2 separate regions of the Homo sapiens genome follow, and region 1 is linked to region 2. The links are chromatin contacts, found by Hi-C or POLR2A ChIA-PET in ENCODE. All regions are on one chromosome and are shown on one strand. Each heading gives the region's core, a stretch centred on a gene start or an enhancer-like site at or near the end of the contact. The rest is flanking DNA. Distances are from core to core; before and after follow the strand shown.

Region 1 (2,700 bases), core at 37-2,536, 43 kb before region 2:
CCAAAGCATAGAGAAGCCAGAGTGCCAAGGAAAACTTCTTCTCTTGCCCTTCCCACCCTGTACAACGTGAGTCAGCTAGCATGATGAATAACCAACAACAATCCTATTTCTCTTCTACAAGAAAAGAGGTGACTGGAAAAAATTTCCCACTATCACCAGCTCATTGCCTAAGGCCTGGGCACCCCAGGAAAGGTGGGAAATGAAGTGCTGTGGTCATGCAACAAAGCCTGAGCTCTTACCTATGAGTGCATAGGACAGGAACTTGTTGACAGAGGTGAGTGCCAGTCCAGTGATAGGGCCAGTGGTATCTTCAGAGCGAATCACTTCCAGAAAAGGTCGAAGGAATACATTGGGCTCAATTTCTGAGAGTTCTGCAAGAAAATACACAGAAATGAAGAGGTATCATCTAAGAGAAAACTAAACCCTGGAAAAAGTTTCTTGTTTGTGCCATGAGGCTAGAGGTCTTTGTTGTTGGGTCAATCTTCTTCCCTCTGGATTACCTTGAATCAAATCCCAGACACTGTATCATTTTATCTGTAAAATTTTCAGCATGTAGATCTAAAAGATTAGGAATCTTAAAAAAAGAACAAAAACACAATATTATCTTTTTTTTTTTTTTTTTGTCAGACAGAGTCCTGCTTTGGAGTGCAGTGGCATGATCTCAGCTCACTGCAAACCTCCACCTCCAGGGCTCAAGCCCCTCAGCCTCCTCAGTAGCTGGGACTATAGGCGTCTGTCACCATGCCCGGCTAATTTTGTATTTTTAGTAGAGATGGGGTTACACCATGTTGCCCAGGTTGGTCTCGAACTCCTGAGCTCAAGCAATTGTCCCTGCCTTGCCCTCCCAAAGAGCTAGGATTACAGGCGCGAGCCACCGTGCCTGGCCCACAATATTATGCTTAAAGAGTTAACAAACAGTTAAAATGGTAAATTTTGCATTATATGTATTTTATCACAATTTTTAAAAATTAACAATAATTTTTCAATATCATCAAATATTGTGAGTCAATTTTCCATGCCCATTTCACCACCCTCCCCTGTGATATAAATAGGTAACGTCATCTTGGGTAGAGCCAATGCGACCCTTAGGTCCCAAGGTGGGCTCCTGTCTTTATGTCCTTTGCTGTTATGGTCAGGGTCACTTCTCTTAGAGAAAGAGTGCAGCATATTCCAGGAGGGTGAGAGGAAACTCTGAGGTTTATAATCCCTTGCTGAGAAAAAAGTTTAACAAGAACAAAAGGCTGAGCAGTCTCTTAGTCATGGAGGCAGTCTGTAATCTTGGAAGTTCGTAACCACTGTCCGGCCTGTTTCCTGCCTAGAGTTAGCAGAGAACTAACTGCTCTGAGATGAAGGGGCAATTGATAATCTTTATTTTACAGATGAGAAAAGGCTCAGATAAGATACATGATTAGTCCCAAATCACACAACTAATATGCAGAGCTGGGATTTGAACCCAGCCTATGTGGTTTTAAAACTTGTAAAACCCCTTCATCTATTCTACCTAAATAGATGAAATTTTACTCCTGAATTTAGAAGATTCCATTCTAGGTCAAAGAATACTACACTGTACTTACTCCCTACCTTACTCTGACCAGAATTTAAATTTGTTTTTCTAGATTGTGCTGTGCTTTCATCTTTCAGAGACCAGCTCCCTAAAAGGCTTCCTAAAGAGACCAAAAGTGTTTAGGGATGTGATCTAGGCTGCCCCACCTTTAGAGACAAAAGGAAGCAGGGTTTCCTAAGCACCTTCATTTTCATGCAAATATAGGGAGCTGCCTACTCAGTTCCTACCACCCCCACTCCTCCCTGGGTAAACATTCCCTGGGCCCGGCTGCTCCTCAGATTAACGCTTTAATTAATTGGCAGATTGGGTAGCATTTTCCAAGCTTGTCTGTACAGTGATCACATCAGCTGTAAAAAAAACCTGCTTCTCTTCCCCTACTACCCCCACCTAGAGATGTAAAATTTACAGAAAAAACCTAGAGAAGAACGTGTGTGTGTGTCTGTGTGTGAGTGTGTGTGTGTGTGTGTGCGTGTGTGTGAAAAACTGAAATACATAACGTACTTTTAAAAAGCACATAAAAGGGCCGGGCACGGTGGCTCATGCCTGTAATCCTAGCACTTTGGGAGGCCGAGGCGGGCGCATCACGAGGTCAGGAGATCGAGACCATCCTGGCTAACATGGTGAAACCTGGTCTCTACTAAAAATACAAAAAAATTAGCTGGGTGTGGTGGTGGGCACCTGTAGTCCCAGCTACTCGGGAGGCTGAGGCAGGAGAATGGTGTGAACCCAGGAGGCAGAGCTTTCAGTGAGCTGAGGTCACGCCACTGCACTCCAGCCTGGGTGACAGAACAAGACTCCGACTCAAAAAAAAAAAAAAAAGTACATAAAAAAATGTAAAGTCATCTAGTCTTGCTGCTTTAGGAGCATGAATTATGTACAATTTGGTTTGTTATCTTAAAAGTGGTCATGAGGTATATTTGACATATAAAAGTCTAGAGGAAAAAAATCTTTGAGAATCGGGACAGGTACAGATTTTCTGTGATTTCATTTAGTTGCTACAACTATATACTTGCTTCATGTCTTCCTTCACGGTAAAAGAGTAGGGCAGTTTTATATATGGGGTCCACACTTCTAGGGTGATGTGCATTCAGCCTCTTTTTGCTAATTTGGTAAAATTAATTCTTTTCTTTAAATGA
Region 2 (2,717 bases), core at 182-2,681:
CGCCCCGTCTGGGAGGTGTACCCAACAGCTCACTGAGAACGGGTCATGATGACGATGGCGGTTTTGTCGAATAGAAAAGGGGGAAATGTGGGGAAAAGATAGAGAAATCAGATTGTTGCTGTGTCTGTGTAGAAAGAAGTAGACACAGGAGACTCCACTTTGTTCTGTACTAAGAAAAATTCTTCTGCCTTGGGATGCTGTTAATCTATAACCTTACCCCCAACCCCGTGCTCTCTGAAACATGTGCTGTGTCCACTCAGGGTTAAATGGATTAAGGGTGGTGCAAGATGTGCTTTGTTAAACAGATGCTTGAAGGCAGCATGCTCATTAAGAGTCATCACCACTCCCTAATCTCAAGTACCCAGGGACACAAACACTGCGGAAGGCCACAGGGTCCTCTGCCTAGGAAAACCAGAGACCTCTGTTCACTTGTTTATTTGCTGACCTTCCCTCCACTATTGTCCTGTGACCCTGCCAAATCCCCCTCTGCGAGAAACACCCAAGAATGATCAATAAATACTTAAAAAAAAAAAAAAAAGAAAAGAAAATACTGATTCTCTTATATATTTTAAACCACTGTCCTAACAAACTACTCTTAGCATAATTAACGAGAACTAAAACACAAAACCAAAATAAAACAATAGGCTAGTCAATTTGGCATTGTCTCCTCAAAGCCACAAAAGAGTGATGTTCCTCAACAGCAATCAATAACTTAGTCACATATGTACAACAAGCTATAAAAGAAGCAAACTGAATGACGACGGAGCTTTGCTTGAAATTTAGTGTCACTGTTGTAAAGAAATTAGGAAAAGTTAAGTCACTGCTAAACCAATGCCCTGTACCAGGAACCACAAACATTCCCCTTTCCCCCCTGCTTCCTGAATTCTGGCGTCATTAGGTAAAAATGAATATACAGACCAGTAAGTGCCAACTAACATAGCAAGCATTCTAAGGTCAGAATCCTTTTTACCATTTATTTAACTTGTTTTGATTCAGGTTGTGAGTTCCTCTACAAAAGCACCACCCCACTTGATGGAAAGGTCATGGTTTCACTTTAGAACCTCTTTTTCACTGCTAGTGTAACTACAATGCCACTGCGACCTTAACTTTTTTTTTAGCTGTTGAATAATGCTTGCCCTACTGCTATCACTGTCTAATCCAGAGACTATGGCTGGCAGGAAGAAATGCCTCTGGAAGCTACAGCTGTTATACAGAACAGCTACCATCTTCCAAGTATAAGAACCACTTCCAGCTCCTTCTTTGACCAGTTTGCTCAGTCCAAATTTCAGATCTAATCTGAAGCCAGTGAAAAGAGCTGTGGCTTCTAAGACCAAAGCTATTTTGTTGAAGAATACTATCAAGGGAACTGTATATGCAGCCAGACAAGAAGTCAGTTGCAAGATACTCCAGAAATACTAGGCCTAATCCTCCACTGTCCAGAAAACCTCAGATCCCCTGCCAAATCATGTGAAAACATACTCCACCTGACTCAACAGTTACTCATTTTTCTCACATTTACTGACCATACCCATGCAGATGGTGTGAAAGTTTATTCTATCCTACTTTAAATGAATGTCACCATATTTAATATCATACTTTTAATAACAATGATAAAATAACAATAATAAAAATAATTTAGTATATAGTTATGTACTGTATAGTAGGTAGTACACAGGTATGTGTAGGTTTTGTTACTGCCCCATTTTTTACATTTATTTTTTAATTTTTTTGGGACGGAGTTTCGCTTTTGTTGCCCAGGCTGGAGTGCAACAGCGTGATCTTGGCTCACCACAACCCCTCCACCTCCCGGGTTCAAGCGATTCTCCTGCCTCAGCCTCCCAAGTAGCTGGGATTACAGGCATGTGCCACCATGCCCTGCTAATTTTGTATTTTTAGTAGAGACGGGGTTTCTCCATGTTGGTCAGGCTGGTCTCGAACTCCTGAACTCAGGTAATCCACCCGCCTCTGCGTCCCAAAGTGCTGGGATTACAGGCATGAGCCACTGCGCCTGGCCCTTTTTACATTTATTTTTTTAACAAATTAATGTATAGTAAATGGATTCCTTGGGGAAGCGTATTATCTATGAGTTTTAACACATGTACTAACTCATGTAACCACTACCACAATGAGGATACAGAACAGTTTCATCTCCTCAAAAATCACCTCATACTACCCCATGGTAGTCACACGCTTTCCCCACCACCAACCCCTGGCAATCATGCTTGTTCCTGGTCACCACAGTTTTGCCTTTTCCAGAATGCTATGTAACTGGAATCATTCACTCAGCAGAATGACTTTGAGATCCACCTAGGTTATTGCATGTATCAATAGTTCTTTCTTATTGCTGAGTAGTATTCCATACCATCCTCATTTTATGGTAAGTGCCTCATAAGGCACTTAAAGTACAGCAAGGTTATGCAACCTGCCCAAGGTCATCAAGGTGAGGCCAGTATTCAAAGCCAGTCTGCATGGCTTTAGAACCTATATACACTCTTAACCACTATGTTATACTGCCCCTATTAATCTAAGCTCTTAGAAGAGGGGGATAGTAGTCCATGATCCTGATTTAAACATTAAGAGCTTTTCTAGAACAACAGAACAAATGAGTTTCATATTTACCAAAAATGAGGATGAGAATAGTCAAGACTTCTAGTGACAATTCCAAAGCTCTCAAGGGATCTTGATGTAGAGGTAAGAGTAGGAGGTATAATCAGTGA

The links. Hi-C counts contacts between places; a loop is a spot of excess contacts on that map. ChIA-PET counts read pairs that join two places held with the same protein, here RNA polymerase II (POLR2A). Pooled maps may share reads with other maps.
Region 1: a loop to region 2 is called in a map of PC-3, with 2.4 times the contacts of the local background. The contact joins two enhancer-like sites. A Hi-C loop is called at or near these places in 2 of 168 maps with a recorded cell type or tissue (PC-3 and heart right ventricle), 1 of 37 single-sample maps with no recorded cell type and 5 of 50 pooled maps. POLR2A ChIA-PET finds 5 or more read pairs at or near these places in 8 of 52 experiments (A673, GM12878, MCF 10A and 5 more).

The regions. Positions count from the first base shown.
Region 1 is chr10:102,341,722-102,344,421 of GRCh38, reverse strand. It overlaps GBF1 (golgi brefeldin A resistant guanine nucleotide exchange factor 1), which reads right to left. Exons shown (of 40, transcript NM_001377137.1): 4 at 240-371. Among named protein-coding and RNA genes, the nearest start is that of NFKB2, 53 kb to the left of the region's middle. Within about 2 kb of position 1,286, at least 3 of the 41 ENCODE cell types and tissues checked have a DNase peak (open chromatin) inside an H3K27ac peak, as active enhancers do; they include endothelial cell of umbilical vein, where a contact is called at or near this core.
Region 2 is chr10:102,298,798-102,301,514 of GRCh38, reverse strand. The region is part of intron 3 of GBF1 (golgi brefeldin A resistant guanine nucleotide exchange factor 1); the gene reads right to left. Among named protein-coding and RNA genes, the nearest start is that of GBF1, 55 kb to the right of the region's middle. Within about 2 kb of position 1,431, at least 2 of the 41 ENCODE cell types and tissues checked have a DNase peak (open chromatin) inside an H3K27ac peak, as active enhancers do; they include endothelial cell of umbilical vein, where a contact is called at or near this core.